Linked DNA regions of Mus musculus: region 2 is linked to region 1. A link is a loop called in an ENCODE intact Hi-C map of the cell type or tissue named here. Cell type or tissue: left cerebral cortex. All regions are shown on one strand.

Evidence for each region. Peaks named below come from ENCODE experiments on the same cell type or tissue, not always from the same donor. Only the 100,000 strongest peaks of a DNase experiment are listed, where the experiment ranks them.
Region 2: it touches region 1 in a loop (2.4-fold over the local background); 2 of 42 quality-filtered maps call a loop at or near these places.

The regions. Positions count from the first base shown.
Region 1 is chr16:38,737,757-38,745,756 of GRCm38, forward strand. B4galt4 (UDP-Gal:betaGlcNAc beta 1,4-galactosyltransferase, polypeptide 4) reads left to right here and starts at 4,503. Exons shown (of 7, transcript NM_019804.4): 1 at 4,503-4,612. In left cerebral cortex, CTCF peaks have their summits at 4,551 and 5,334; DNase peaks (open chromatin) are centred at 4,495, 4,941 and 5,193; H3K4me3 peaks cover 1,600 bases; H3K27ac peaks cover 1,191 bases.
Region 2 is chr16:38,533,115-38,541,114 of GRCm38, forward strand. It overlaps Poglut1 (protein O-glucosyltransferase 1), which reads right to left. Exons shown (of 11, transcript NM_172380.4): 6 at 4,793-4,852; 7 at 1,611-1,710. Among named protein-coding and RNA genes, the nearest start is that of Poglut1, 13 kb to the right of the region's middle. In left cerebral cortex, CTCF peaks have their summits at 1,128 (motif pointing left) and 3,783; a DNase peak (open chromatin) is centred at 3,809.

The sequences.
Region 1 (8,000 bases):
TATGTTTCATGATCTGTCCATTGATGAGAGTGTGGTGTTGAAGTCTCCCACTATTATTGTGTGTGGTGCAATGTGTGCTTTGAGCTTTAGTGAAGTTTCCTTTATGAATGTGGATGCCCTTGCATTTAGAGCATAGATGGTCAGAATTGAGAGTTCATCTTGGTAGATTTTTACCTTTGATGGGTATGAAGTGTCCCTCCTTGTCTTTTTTGATAACTTTAGGTTGAAAGTTGATTTTATTCCATATTAGAATGGCTACTCTAGCTTGTTTCTTGGGACCATTTACTTGGAAAATTGTTTTCTGGACTTTTATTCTGCGGTGGAAATGTATGTCTTTGTCACTGAGGTGGGTTTCCTGTATGCAGCAAAATGTTGGGACCTGTTTATGTAACTAGTCTGTTAGTCTATGTCTTTTTATTGGGGAGTTGAGTCCATTGATATTAAGAGATATTAAGGAAAAGTAATTGTTGCTTCCTGTTATTTTGGTTGTTAGAGTTGGGATTCTGTTCTTGTGGCTATCTTCTTTTTGGTTTGTGGAAACCAAAAATTCCAGATTACTTTCTTGCTTTTTCTAGGGCATAATTTCCCTCCTTGTGTTGGAGTTTTCCCTTTATTATCCTTTGATAGGCTGGATTCGTGGAAAGATATTGTGTAAATTTGGTTTTGTCATGGAACACTTTGGCTTCTCCATCTATGGTAATTGAGAGTTTTGCTGGGTATAGTAGCCTGGGCTGATATTTGTGTTCTCTTAGGGTCTGTATGACATCTGTCCAGGATGTTGGCTTTCATAGTCTCTGGTGAATAGTCTGGTGTAATTCTGATAGGTCTGCCTTTATATGTTACTTGACCTTTTTACTTTACTGCTTTTAATATTCTTTCTTTGTTTTGTACATTTGGTGTTTTGATTATTATGTGATGGGAGGAATTTTTTTTTCTGGTTCAGTCTATTTGGAGTTCTGTAGGCTTCTTATATGTTCTTGGGCATCTCTTTCTTTAGGTTAGGGAAGCTTTCTTCTATAATTTTGTTGAAGATATTTACTGGTCCTTTAAGTTAGGAATCTTTGCTCTCTTCTATACTTATTATCCTTAGGTTTGGTCTTCTCATTGTGTCCTGGATTTCCTGGATGTTTTGGGTTAGGATCTTTTTGCATTTTGCATTTTCTTTGATTATTGTGTCAATGTTTTCTATGGATCTTCTGCATCTGAGATTCTCTCTTCTATCTCTTGTATTCTGTTGGTGATGCTTACATCTATGGCTCCTGATTTCTTTCCTAGGTTTTCTATCTCCTGAGTTGTCTTCCTTTGTGATTGCTTTCTATAAATTTTTTCTTCTTCCATATTTAGATCCTGGATGGTTTTGTTCAATTCCATCACCTGTTTAGTCGTGTCTTCCTGTAATTCTTTAAGGGATTATTGTGTTTCCTCTTTAGCTGTGTTACCTGTTTAGCTGTGTTCTCTTGTATTTCTTTAAGGGAGTTATTTATGTCCTTCTTAAAATCCTCTACCAGATCCTGAGATATGATTTAAAATCCAGTGTGTTGGGGTATCCAGAACTTGCTGTGGTGGGAGTACTGGGTTCTGTTGATGCCAAGTAGACTTGGTTTCTGTTGGTAAGATTCTTGCATTTGCCTTTCCCCACCTGGTCATCTCTGATGTTAGATGTTTTTGCTGCCTCTGACTGGAGCTTGTTCCTCCTGTGAGTCTGTAAGCCTGTGTCAGCACTCCTGGGAGACCACCTCTTTCCTGGCAAGACCAGTGCACAGAGGGCTGTGGAATAGTCCCACCTCCTGGGTGCAGATGTAGGCCCATAGGACCCTGTCCCAGCTGCTCTGCAGCTTCTGCGGCCTATGCACTCCTGAGTGGTCCTGCCTTAGAGCTCTATAAATGTTCTTGATTCATTGGTTACAATTTGCTCCTTTTGGGTCTTGCCAGGAAGGTCTGGAGCAGGGCTCAGGGTAAGCTAATTTTCTGCAAGGTATTTCCTCATGTATTCTGTCCAATGTCCTGTATAAGGTTTTATATCCTGGTAATGAAAACCAGCACTATTTCCAACCCAGTGCAAAGGACCAGAATTGTTTCTCTAATCCTTAGAGTGTCTTGTTTTTGTTTTCCCACTCCCATCCTTACTGTTCCTCCTGAAAACATTATGATTAGGTCTGTCCCAGCAAAATCCCACTCTGGGTACCATTCTCTGTCTTGGCCTGCTACCTATCTTCTCATTGCTGTGGTAAAATCACACACACACACACACACACACACACACATATATATATATATTTGTGGAGGGAAAGGCTTATTTAAGCTTACAGTTGTAAGCCATCATAAAGGGTAGTCAAGGCAGACACCAACAACAGGGACTGAAGCATAGGCCATAGAGGAGTACTGGTTAATGGCTTGCTCAGTCTGCTTTCTGATATAAAACAGGACCATATGCCTACAGTTGGCACCACCCTCAGTGAGCTGGAACGTCCTGTATAAATTATTCAGAAAGAAAATACCATCCATGCCAATCTGATAGGAGCACTGTCTCTGTTGAGGTTCCCTCTTCTTGGATGACGTTAGCTTTTGTCAAGTTAGCAAACAACTAACCAGGACACTATCTTCCTTTGGTGCAATGAAAGCCTGCTTCATGGATCTCTAGCTGTTCAAAGTATGTTAAATCCCACTTTTAAATCTATCTCTTTGGGGTATCACTTCTGCCTTCATTCATGAGAAACCTCCTGTGCTTGGTGATTGCTCTAGTCTGTTCTCTGTTGTGATTAACCCCATGACCAGAAGCAGCCAGGCCAGGAGAGATTGTATTTAACCTTACATGTTCGATGTTTGGGTTCATCATTGAGGAAAGCCAAGGCAGGAATTCAAGCAGAGACCACAAAGGAACACTGATTGCTGTCTTGCTTGCTTTACTTTCTTATATAACCCAGAACCACCTGTTCTGGGAGTTGCATCATCTAATGTGTGATGGCTTTCCCATATCAATTACTAATCAAGAAAATCAGTTCATAGGCTGGTCTGATGGAGATGATACCTCAATTGATGACTCTAGTCTATGTCAAGTTGACAAAAACTAACTGGTATAATGGTTTAAAAAAGACTGTGAACTCAAAGTGTGCCTGTGTGGAAGGACTGGGAGTGGTGATAACTGTGTGTAGTTTAGTGGCTATTTGTAGCAGGTAGGATAGGCCCTGATTCCTTTCCTTAGCACTAAACAGTAAGTAAATACACAAATAAATGAAAACATTTTAAAATTGTTAACTTGTATCTGTTTGAACTCCATGGGACAGAAGGGAGACCAGTCTTCTACTGAGAGATTTCAGTGTTTCTTCTGCCAGGGTATAGTAGTCTCAGCACCTCCCAGTGCTCTTCAGAGGGGTCAGCATGATGCAGGAGGCTCGGACTACAGGCTCCAAATTCCATCACAGTGGTGACACAGATAAGTGGCATCAAAATGGTCCTAGGCCTGTTTAAAGCCCAGTACCTCAGGACTGATTCAGTTTGCTCCTTTTTAGAGCAGCGCTTTTCACCCTTCCTAATGTTGCCGCCCTTTAATACAGTTCCTCATGTCGTGGTAACCACCAACCATAAAGTTATTTCCTTGTTGCTTCATAGCTGTAATTCTGCTACTGTTACGAACTATAAATATCAAATATGCAACTCCACACGGGGGTCGCGACCCACAGGCTGAGCACCCTTGCTTCACTTGCGATGGATCAGGTGATTTTCATGTAGCTTCTCAGAGAGAGCTGGCAGCATGCAGACTGTTGTGCGCCTATGAAGACCTCACCATTAGTTTTCTATCAATTTTAGCCTAATTTGATTATTATGATTATATTTGAAATATTATGATTCGCATAATATCATTTGGTCTTTAATTTGGTACAATGCATGGCTGAGCAGGCTATAACCTATCAGGACTTTAGACTTTCTTGAGGATGTGTCTAACCCTTGCCCCAGGATGGCTATAAAATCAACCCAACACAAACTGTAAACTTACTTAAACTACTATGAAGGCTGAAGTGGTTTTGTGTGTGTGTGTGTGTGTGTGTGTGTGTGTTTGTGTGCTCGATTTCAGGGTTCTCAAACATGAACTTTATAAATGACAATGTCGCCTGGTAGTGTCACGCAAAATAAACATGTAACTGTAGACTTCTGGATTCTATGATGTGGCCTGAAGCCACCCTTCATTTAATGTTGCCCAGAGAAGTCAAAAGGTTGCACATTCCTGTAAGTCCAAAGCGTCACTTTCCTGCTCTGTAAAGCACTGGGATATGATCTCTTTTCCAGGTTCCGGTGATGTCCCCGGGGATGGAATCTGAGAAGCGCCCGGAGCCTAACTAGTTATCCTCAGTACGGTTTGTGATCTAAAGACTACGGTGTGCACCCCTTTTAATTCTCAAGCTCCCGCAGCGCGTGGTGGGATTGGCCGGAGGGAGGCTGCACCAGGTCTTGAGAGAACCGGGCAGACCCGCCCCCTCGATGGCGCTGCGCGCGAGGCGGAGCCGGGGCTGCAGAGCCGCCTCCCGGCGGCGCAGGCGGTCCACGAGCGCGATCCCCGGGGCTGCTCCTCACCACCTCCCCTTCCCCGGGCGGCCTCCCGGTGGCCGCGTCCGGGGTGAGTACGCCGGGCCCGAGCTCCGCTGCTGCGCGCTCCGAGCGGCCATCGTCGGGCTGTGAGCCGGGTGGGTCCACGGGATGGTGCCGGGCGGACGCGGAGCCTGCGCGCTCAGGCCTCGGCGCTGCTGTCCTGCCGGCCGAGCGAGCGGCGGGCGAGCTGGGGGCCTGCAGAGGCCCACCTTGGCGGGGCTCCGGCTCCCGTGCCGGCGCCCCAGAGCTCAGAGCTGGGGAGATGTTGCGCGCAGCGGGGAGATGCAGGGTGCATCCGGCCGCGTCCCGCGTCCGGGTGCTTGCGTCTCCCGGCGCCTCTACCTGGAAAAGGCCCATCCTTCTCGGTCAGGGTCAGACAGCCTTTCACCTGGGGAAACAGCTCATCTGATCTGTACTTCCATGCCTGAAAGGGCCCGAGATACCTTCGGCCAAGCCAGGGGCACTCACATGGGGTTTGAAGGGCTTGAGACCCACCTGCTGTGTGTAGGTCGGGCACCTGTTCCCTCCAGGGTCTGTGGATCTGCATCACTGGATCTTCTGGTTTCCCTTAGATAAGGGCGATTGGTTAGGAGTTCGGGTGCTGAAGGGTGTGGGAGAGAAGTATCTAGAGAAGGCCTTTGCGGGGAGGTAACCTTAGGAGGGTATTAGCCAAGTCTGGTGCCTGTGGGTTGCAAAGTGTTCAGAAGTGAGCCAGGAGGCAGGAGGATGTGGGGGTGCTCCGGGCGCGGGCTGATCTCCCCAGTGGTTTGGTAATGAAAGAGCAGACAGAAGGTGGTAATTTGAGAGTTGAAAAAAGGTCTCTCGGTCTCATTTAAAAAAATTCATTAACTGGTGTGTGTGTGTGTGTGTGTGTGTGTGTGTGTGTAATGAATCTTCAGAGGATATATGAAACTCAAGGAATGTCAGATATGATTCAGTTTGAGAAAGTGAAATTCAAGATAGAGTTGAAGGCTGCCGGCCCCGCTCCCCCCCCGCCCCCCCCCCCATGCCAGAGCGTGGAGGAATGCACCTCCTGGGAAGGAAACACTGCGTTGTTGATGGTCTTTTCTTTTCTTTTCTTTTCTTTTCTTTTCTTTTCTTTTCTTTTCTTTTCTTTTCTTTTCTTTTTTCTTTTCTCTTCTCTTCTCTTCTCTTCTCTTTTCTCTTTTCTCTTTTCTTTTCTTTTCTTTTCTTTTCTTTTTTCTTAACAGTAATAATGATTTTGACATTTTTCTTTAGGATTTTTCTTTTTTATTGCATATTTTCTTCATTTACATTTCAAATGCTATCCCCAAAGTCCCCTATTACCCCCCACCCCCACCCACCCACTCAACTCCCACTTCTTGGCCCTGGCTTTCCCCTGTACTGGGGCATATAAAGTTTGCTAGACCAAGGGTCCTCTCTTCCCAATGATGGCCAATTAGGCCATCTTCTGCTACATATGCAGCTAGAGACACAAACTCTGGGGGGTACTGGTTAGTTCATATTGTTGTTCCACCATTAGGGTTGCAGACCCCTTCAGCTCTTGGGTACTTTCTCTAGCTCCTACATTGGGGGTTTTCTTTTCTTCTGTTCTTAAAGTGAATTTTTAAGAACAGATTTGGCCTCTGTGTGGACACTGAAAACTCCGTGAAATAGCACAAACCCCTGACCGCATTTGAGAGAGGTCCACAACTTTGATGGGGGACGGGGGCATCTCAAAATCAATTGCTGACCATGCCGAACTGTTTGGTGAAGAATAGGTAGGGAGGGCCGTAACGGCGGCTCCGTTACTACATTCTGTGTGCCACTTGATATAGGTATTTAGTCCCTTCTCTGAGCTGTGCTGGTAATAGTGTGTGCCTTGGGAACCAAACACCAAACAAACGTCTCTTGGAAGTCCTTTTATCCATACTGGGACCATCCAAAGAAAGTCAGCCTAGAACTCATGAATGCAGTCCAGACTGGCCTGGAACTGGGTGGGTAATCCTCCTGCTTCAGTCTTAGTGCTGGTATTATAACTGTGAACCATTGGCGACTTCTGGCTATTTTTTTTTTTTTTTCTTTTTAAAGACCATCAGAGTTACCCAGGTTCCTGTTTAAAATACAAATTTCTTGGCTCCACCCCAGACCATTGAAACAATGGGTGTGGACCCAGGAATAGGTATTTTAAGAAGAGTACAGAGGGTACACAGTACAGGCTTCTCTGGCTAATGCTGAAGTACACACACACACACACACACACACACACTCACACTGAGGATAAAAGTATGTGTGTAGATAGGGGTTTGAAAGGCATTTTTAGAACAGGTCCTCTTAACATTTATTTGATCAAGTTGCCACCAGCTTTATGCAACTGATCATTACTGTCCCCTGTCTATAATAATGTCATTTAAAAATTTTAGGATATTTTAAAGGACAACTAGTTATTTTTTACTTTTAAAAATTATTTATAACAGCTTTGTTTCTGGTAATGAGCCATACCAACAGTGAATTAGAAACACAGCTTCCTTAAATTTGTCTCAGTGACTATTTCTGCTGTTTTGTACAGGTTGCTATCATGAACACATGTACTGCACAATTGGGATTGCGTATACACTTTCATGTTATTTTTTTACTTGGCTATGGTAAGCTCTTCCTCCGTAGTTAGGGTCTTTTAAACACTCATTTTTTGGGGGTACATACTTATGTGCACATGCGCATGAGAAGGCTGGGGAACAAACATTTGTGTCATTGGGATTAAAGCCGGTGTCACCATGCCTGGCTTTTAGGGAGATTCTATAGCATAACATCAGGTTCTTGTGTGGTAAGCACCTCACTGACTGAACTCTCTCTGTAGCCCCTTAAACACCTTTTAATGAAAACATGTGCTCTAGGATGTGATATTGATGAAATCAGATCCCTGTTATTAACTTTTGAGTTCATCTCAAGGTTTTGCTATTTTGGCAGTGTGGACGTCAATACAACAATCTCCTCTGATTGTATACTGAATGATGTAATCAAGAGTTATATATAGTGAAATGTGTTTTAAAAAAATCCCATTTTCATATATCTTTTTACTCCTTTTTTGTTTTCCATCAGAAGGACAATTGCCATCTCTCAGGGTTCCGTTCCATCTGAGGTCTGTTCTCCTTCTTTGGGTCTGAGACTTCACAGCATGTGAGAGTCACCTCTTGTTTAAATTTCAGCCCGGGTCTCAGACGTAGCTCTTTGGACCTATCAGTTCTGGTGTGGAATACAGAAACCTATAGCTTTGTCCACTCCTCCAGAGAGCTGACCAAAGCACATTTGGAGCCACAGATGAGAAGTGTTTTTAAGTAAAAGTCAGATACACTCAGAAAATCCAGATCAGGGTCCTGGAAACACTCATACACTTGATAAGAAGTTGAACTAACATTTTGAGACATGAGCTGCCTGCTTTTTTTCTTTTTGTTTGT
Region 2 (8,000 bases), 200 kb before region 1:
TGCTCTCCTTTCCCTGTCTTGCTTTTCCGGACAGGGTTTCATAGCCCGGGCTTGGCTCAAAGTCATTAATATGAGGATGTCCTTGAATTCCTATTATTGTTATCCAAAGGCTTCTTGAACTCATTTGCTCCCGTTTGATTAAAACTGTATAACGTAGGCTAAGGATGCAGCTGGAGAGTTGGCTCAGTAGTTAAAAGAGAACTCGCTGCTCTTGCGGAGGAGCTGGGCTCAATCCCAAGCATCCTCGTGGCGGCTTACAAATGGCCGTAACTCCAGCAGTCACCAGGCACATACAAGTGTGCACACCCAGGCTTGCAGGCAAAACACTCATACACATAAAATAAAAAAATTTAAACTAAAAAATAATAGACTAATGGTGTGTAGCTCAAGGCTAGAGTGTTTTTCTAGTATTCCGAGGCAAGGGTTCAAATCCCAGTATAGGAACACAACAAAAATGTACACACGAAACTTATGTAAAAAAATGCATCCACTACAGATACACAGTGAGGTTTTCTCCATGACGCTGAAAGCTTTCTTCTTATTGTTGAAATTGCAAACGAGGAAATTAGGACTTTATGTTCGTTCTTATGGCAAGAAGTCAGTCAGGACAGATGGACCTCAGAGCTAAAGGCCACATTTCTCTGATTTTAATGAAATGAAGATTCCTGGAACCTGGGCCCCAGAGTTAGTCACTGAGCTCATTGTTTAAGCTCTTGGGGTGTGCTCTTCAGCAACTGAGAACCATTCCTGTACACCAGGGATTGGTAAACGACAGCCCACGGCACCACACAGTGCTATAGAACCAATGGATTAGATATTTTCATTTTCAAGTGACTGGGGAGAATCAAGGGAAAGAAAAATATTTTTGATATGTGAAAATCCTATAAAATGCAGGAGTAGTGGCACAAGACTTTAATCCCAGAACTCAGAAGAGGGAGATGGATCTGTGAGTTCAAGGCCAGCCTGTTCTACATACTGAGTTCCAGGACAGCCAGGGCTACATTATGACACCCCGTCTCAAAGATAAAAACAAGGGCTGGAGAGATGGCTCAGTGGCTAAGAGCACTGACTGCTCTTCTGAAGGTCCTGAGTTCAAAGCCCAGCAACCACATGGTGGCTCACAACCATCTGTAATGAGATCTGGCACCCTCTTCTGGAGTGTCTGAACACAGCTACAGTGTACAATAAATAAATAAATCTTAAAAATAAAAACAAACAACAACAAAAAAAAGAAAAAAATTACATAAAATTCAAATTTCATATGAAATCCAGATTTTGGTGTCCATAAATACTAACTAGGAATAGTCACAATGTGAGAGCTGCCTCTGCTACAGCAGGCCATGCAGTAATGACCTGGGTAGCCCCACATTTACTATCTGGCCACTCACAGGAAAAGCTTACACTCAACTCTTGAGAGTTGCTGACACCCAGCATAGCAGCGCGAGTGAACCCTGGGAGACAGCGATTTACACATACGCTAACACCATCGCAGGGAATCTGCTCTGCGCTCATCTCACCACTGAGAGGAAGCCTAATCTCAAACTCTACCCAGATGGCAACGTTCTTAGAGTCAGCACTGCTGTGGTTCGAGTCAGACGGTTGCTGATTACTTTCATAGACTTCCAGGCCTGGTTTTTGGTGTACTCGGCATCGACGAGCTTTGGATTTTTCCGAGATAGGAGAATGAGAGGATCTCTTTCTGGGCTTGTCCTACAGAGAAAACACAGAACATAAATCTATGTGGCCTATACCATAATGTCCCCAATGCCTATGCAGCATTTAGTGCCAACTATGCCACTGGCACAGATGGGATAGTTCCACCGGGTCTGGGTCGGTAAAGGAAGAGGACCCTGGGTAGTGCAGCATCTTGGTTGCTCAGGCTATCCCACTTTACCCATAAAGACAGGGAGTGTCAAGCCTTTCTTTACTTACATCCAGGTTTGTTTTAAAACAGGCTCTCAAGTAGCCCTGGGGGTTTGGATATGCTTGGCCCAGGGAGTAGCACTATTAGGAAGTGTGGCCTTATTGGAGCAGGTGTGTCACTGTGGGTGTGGGCTTTCAGATCCTCATCCTAGCTGCCTGGAAATCAGTATTCTGCTAGCAGCTTTCAGATGAAGATGCAGAACTCTCGGCTCCACTAGCACTACGCCTGCCTGGATGCTGTCATGCTCCCAACTTGATGAAAACGTACTGAACCTCTGAATCTATAAGCCAGCCCCAATTTTAAATGCTGTCCTTATGAGAGTTGCCTTGGTCCTGGTGTCTCTTCATAGCAGTAAAACCCTAACTGAGACACCACGGTATCCTCAAAAATCATTAAATGTGGCCTTGAACTCCTGATCCTGACTAGTGAACTCTCAATCACTAGTATTGATTAGTGAACTCTCAATCACTAGTATTGATTAGTGAACTCTCAATCACTAGTATTCTTAGTGTCAGTTACCACATCTGGCCTGCATCTGATCTTAAGAGTATGATTGTACTAGCTAGTTTTATGTCAGCCTGTCAAAAGCAAGAGTCACCAGAGTGAAGGGAGCCTCAATTGAGAAAAATGCCTCCATAAGATCCAGCTTAAGACATTTTCTTAACTAGTGATCAATGGGGGAGGGCCCAGCCCTCTGTGAGTGGTCCCATCCCTGGCTGGGGTGGTGGTTCTGAGTTCTATAAGAAAGCTGAGTGAGCAAGCCAGGAGGAGCAAGCCAGTAAGCAGCACCCTTCCATGGCCTCTGCATCATCTTCTGCCCCCAGGCTCCTATCCTGTGTGAGTTTCTGCCTTCATGGCTTTTGATGATGAACATGGGACCATGAGTGCAATAAACTTTTTTCCTCCCCGAATTGCTTTTGGTCATGGTTTTTTTGCCACAGCAATAGTGACCCTAACTAAGACAATGATGTTCTGGTGACTGTATCTCTATTTCAGGGAATGGTTTTCCTTTTTGGAAGCTTCATCTAATGCCTACCATCACTGCTACTCACATCAGTGTGGCTACATAATTGCTATTTACCAGAACAGCTACATGGCCTTTGCTGTGTATGCATTGTAAAGTCTAATATAACACTTAAATTTGAAAACCAAGCTAGCCGCGGTAGCACACACCTTTAATCCCAGCGTTCAGGAGGCAAAGGAAGATCTCTGTGAGCTCAAGGGCAGCCTGCACTATATACATGGTGAGCTCCAGGCCAGCCAGGGCTACAAAGTGAGACCCTCATCTCAAAATATACAAACAAAAAAAGGCAAGAGCTAGGCACAGTGACTACATGCTTATAATCCTAGCTACTTGGAAAGCAAGCAGGTCTCAAGTTCAAGGATAATCTCGGCTATATAGGAACAAAGGTGAGAATCAGAGAATTAGTCTGAAGGATGGGTGTTGGCCCAAGTGTATTCTCAAGTCCACTGTCCAAGCCAGGTGGATGGAAGATAGATAACTCTGATAGACAGCACACCACCACAATAACTACAAACTCTTCCCCCTTCACGGCCTTCCTCTTTACCCATTCCACAGACATTGACCCTGTGTTTACCCAGCAGGTGCTCTCCTCAGCACGGGGATAGGAGGCAGAACACCACAGCCAAGAGTCTCCATTTTTCTATCCTGTCTTCCTGCTCCATTTCTCCTAGCCTCAGTCTATGACACTGAGCACTGTTGGGCAGCCACAAGGTCTGAGGACAAGAATGCCCAGAGACCTGGTGAAGGTAACTCCTGCTGTGTTAACCACCTGAGACTGAAGCACAATGACGCTGCTTCTAGGGAACTGGAAACAGGAAAAGGATACCCTCTCTGCTCGGCAGGTGGCGCTCTATGAATACCCATTCAGTACCGCTGTTGGGTGGGAGGGACCGCCTTTGAATTGTGAGTGGTTTGGCAAGCAAGCCTCCTAGTTTGCTTTCTATTGTGGTGGTAACACCAGGACCAAAAGCTGGAAAGGGTCTGATCCGCTTGCATATCCCCATCATAGCTGATCTTTCAGGGGATAAGGGAAGAAACTCAGGCAAAAGCAGGAACCTCTGAGGAAAGCCACTTACTGGCTTGTTTCCAAGGCCAGGATCAAGTTCAGCTGCTTTTCTTTTTTTCTTCCTTTAAAGATTCATTAATGTATTTAATGTATATGAATGAGTACACTGAAGCTGTCTTCAGACACACCAGAAGAGAGCATCAGATCCCATTAAAGATGGCTGTGAGCCACCATGTGGTTGCTGGGAAAGGAACTCGGGACCTCTGGAAGGGCAGTCAGTGCCTTTTCTTAACCCCTGAGCCATCTCTCCCATCCCATCAGCTGCTTTTCTTATATCTCCAAGGACCACGGACACAGGGGAGGTACTGGGCCCTCCCACATCAATCACCAATCAATCAAGAAAATGCCCGTTAGGACATGCCTATACACCAATCTGATTGCAGTATTTTGTCAACTGAAGTTACCTCCTCCCAGGTGACTCGAGTTTGGGTCAAGTTGACAAAAAAACTAACCACCACCACAATTGAATTCTTTAGTCTAAGATCTTGCCAATCCAAGTCTCTGTTGTTGGTGGTGGTGATGGTGGCTGTTTTGAGACAGGGTCTCACTGTATAACTCTGGCTGGCCTGGAACCCACTATGTGGACCAGGCTGGCTCAGAACCCAATATTAAAGACATCCTGCCTCTGTCTCTTGAGTGCAAGATTACGATTGTGCATCACTATGCCTGGCCACCATTCCACATTCATTTTTTAACTATCTTAGCAATTCCTTTGAGCAACAAGATACATTATACCCTTAAGGTAACATCATTATTACAGGTCTAAGAATATAATCACCTTGATCCTCGGAAATATGCTGTAGAATTTTTCTTTTCCCACGGCCATTGCGCTGCTGACCTAAAAATACAGATTTTTGATTAGTTTTGGAGCTTTTCCCTAGACTATGTATGTTTTAACCATTTTTTTCTTTTTTTTAAGATTTATTTATCTATTTATATATGTGAGTACACTGTAGCTGTACAGATGGTTGTGAGCCTTCTTGGGAATTGAATTTTTAGGACCTCTGCTCGCTCTGGTCAACTCCGCTCACTCAGTCCCTGCTCGCTCTGACCCAAAGATTTATTTATTATATGTAAGTACACTGTAGCTGTCTTCAGACACTCCAGAAGAGGGTGTCAGATCTCATTATGGATGGTTGTGAGCCACCATGTGGCTACTGGGATTTGAACTCAGGACCTTCAGAAGAGCAGTCAGTGCTCTTAACCGCTGAGCCATCTCACAAGCCCGTTTTAACCATTTCTGAAGGTTTGTTTGGAATGTTGTACCTTTAAATAAATCCATTCAAGGCTACTAAAACAAGCCATGAACAAAACCACAAGCCCTTTCGCTAGCATTTCAGCAACCTGAAGGAGCTTGGTGGGAACAGCTACAAACTCACCAACTCAGTAACATTAACTCACACAAGCAAAAGTGCACAGGGTCCAAGCAGCGCGCACAGGACTACTTGGTTGGCACAAACAGGGTTCCCTCTCTAAGTAGAAGGCTATTAATAAAACTAGCGGGTGACAAGAAATGCAAAGGAACTGGGTGAAAAGAGAATTCATGTTTGGGGAATAAAGCAAGGATCGCCAGAGGTATATACTCTGCCATCTCAAAGGACCTTGGGCTTCTTAAAGCTTCATGAAGTGCTCTCGAAAGAATAAAGTCCGGAAAACACAGCAGTTAGCAAGTGTGATCGTGACCAGACTTCCTCGATGAAACTCACATCACTTTAACTGCCTTTGCAGAGCCCCACCCACCCTGCAGAGCCCCACCCACCCTGCAGAGCCATCTCTGCAGCGCCTTCCTCTGTGAAGGGGAAGACTCAACTGGAGTAGATGAGAGCGGCGGGGCTGTGTCGGAGAAATGGGGAGCCCGGGCTGTGGGCTCTAGAGGTCTAGGTAGAGTTCAGGTCTACAGCGCCAAGCTTCTCGTTCACACCCTGAGAGAGATGCTTGGGGTTTCCAGGGCCCCGAGCTAACCTGGCCCACCTTTTCCCCCTTTGGTTTCCATTCTGTGACAGGGTCACATGTAGCCCAGGCTGGCCTTGAACTCTTGTTCCTCCTTCCTCCACCCTCCCAGGTGCTAGGAGACAGGGCAGTGCCAATATTGGCCGGCTTTCTGTGGTGCTGAGAAATAAACCAGTGTGTGCTGGAGAGGCAGGCCACCAACTGAGCACATTTCCAGTTCCATCTTTTCATTTGGAACAGGATCACACTGCACACTGTGTATTGAAGGCTATGTGGCAAGACCCACAGCCTAGGGTGGTCTTAAATGCGCTCTTCCTGCCTCAGCCTTCCTAGTGCTGGGATTACACCAGCTCTTTGCCACCAGGCCTGGCTAGCACTTTCTTTTTGTTTTGTTTTCTTTTTGTTTTGATTTGCTTTGTGTGCGACTGGCTCTCACTACACAGCCTTGGCTGGCCACCACCACTTAGCGCAGGCTGTCCTTGAACTTGCACTGAGCCCCACCTGCTCCTGCCTCCAGAATGGCAGGATGGCAGGCCTGTACCACCCCTTGTGACAACTCTTAGCTGATTCTCCAGCCCGAGGCCAGAACTAGTTCTTATTCTTAAACACTATGCACTGATTGGAGAGTTTTGTCTTTTTGTACTCAATGGGAAATGACACAGGCATTGTTCTAAATTCTATGGTGAAGCATAAAGACGAAAAGAATAAGATCCAAAGTATAACATCTGGAATCCCCTTACAGCTACGCAAGACTCCAGAGAGGAAGTTCTCGGGGCTGGAAAGAAGGCTCCACAGTTAAGAGCATGTGCTGCTCTTACAAAGTACTGAGTTCAGTTCCTAGTACCCACGTCTGACAGCTCACGACGGTCTGTACCTCCAGCTCCAGAGAATCCCACACCCTCTTCTGGCCTCTGCATTGTGCATAACCCCACACAGAGACACACATAATTTAAAAGAAAGAAATCATTTTAAAAAAGAAAACGGGGGAAAAAAAAGCAATTTCTTTCCCCAGCTCTATGTGGTGGTCCCTACGTAGAAGCCCAGCCCTTGGGAAGGAAAAGCAGAAAGATGAACCATTCAGGTCATCCTCGACTGCACAGGGAATCTGAGGTCAACCTGGGCTGTGGCTCAAAAATAAATGAAATAAAACGAACCGCTCTTGCTGGGCGGTGGTGGCGCATGCCTTTAATCCCAGCACTGGGGAGGCAGAGGCAGGTGGATTTCTGAGTTCGAGGCCAGCCTGGTCTCCAAAGTGAGTTCCAGGACAGCCAGGGCTACACAGAGAAACCCTATTTCAAAAAAACAAAAAACAAAACGAACCACTTTCTGTTCAACTCTCCACATAGCTGAGTTTTTCTCCTGTTTTTCACAGTGCTAGATACCGAGGCGAGTACCCTGTACATTCTAGGCATGCGCTGCCACTGAACCACGTGTGTAGCCCTCGTGGGCACTGATTCTGTTTTGGCTACATCTGGAAACATTTCTGAGGAACTGTAACTGGCATTTAGTGGGCAGAGGCAAGAGATGTTCGATATTCTGTAAGGAACAGACCAGCTCCTTACCACAAGGAATTACCCAGCCCAAATAGCAGTACTACAAAGACTGACAAGCAGGCTTGATGTAAGAGAAGGCAGGCCGTCTGGGGTTTTGTTTTGTTTTTAACACTTTCTGTGTTTTAATCAGTTCCCTTTGAATCTCGGGCCATACTTGCAGGAAAATATCAAATTCAAGGGGACCTTGTTCTGTATAGCAAGACTGAATATATGAGCAGGGAGTCTTCGGAGTAACACACATGCTGTACACATGAGTGTAAAATATAGCTGGTTTAGGAAGTTTAGATGATCAGACCCTGAGAAGTACAATAGGACGGAATCAACAGGCTAAGGCATGTCTCCACTATGAACAGAAAGGATCTGGAATACAGGTGTCCGTAATATACCTAAGGGTCCACTACAAGCCATCATTAACACCAAATACCAAGTACACGCCAAGTAATTTTTACAAGCCAGGCAGAGCAGTATCTACCTTCAATATTA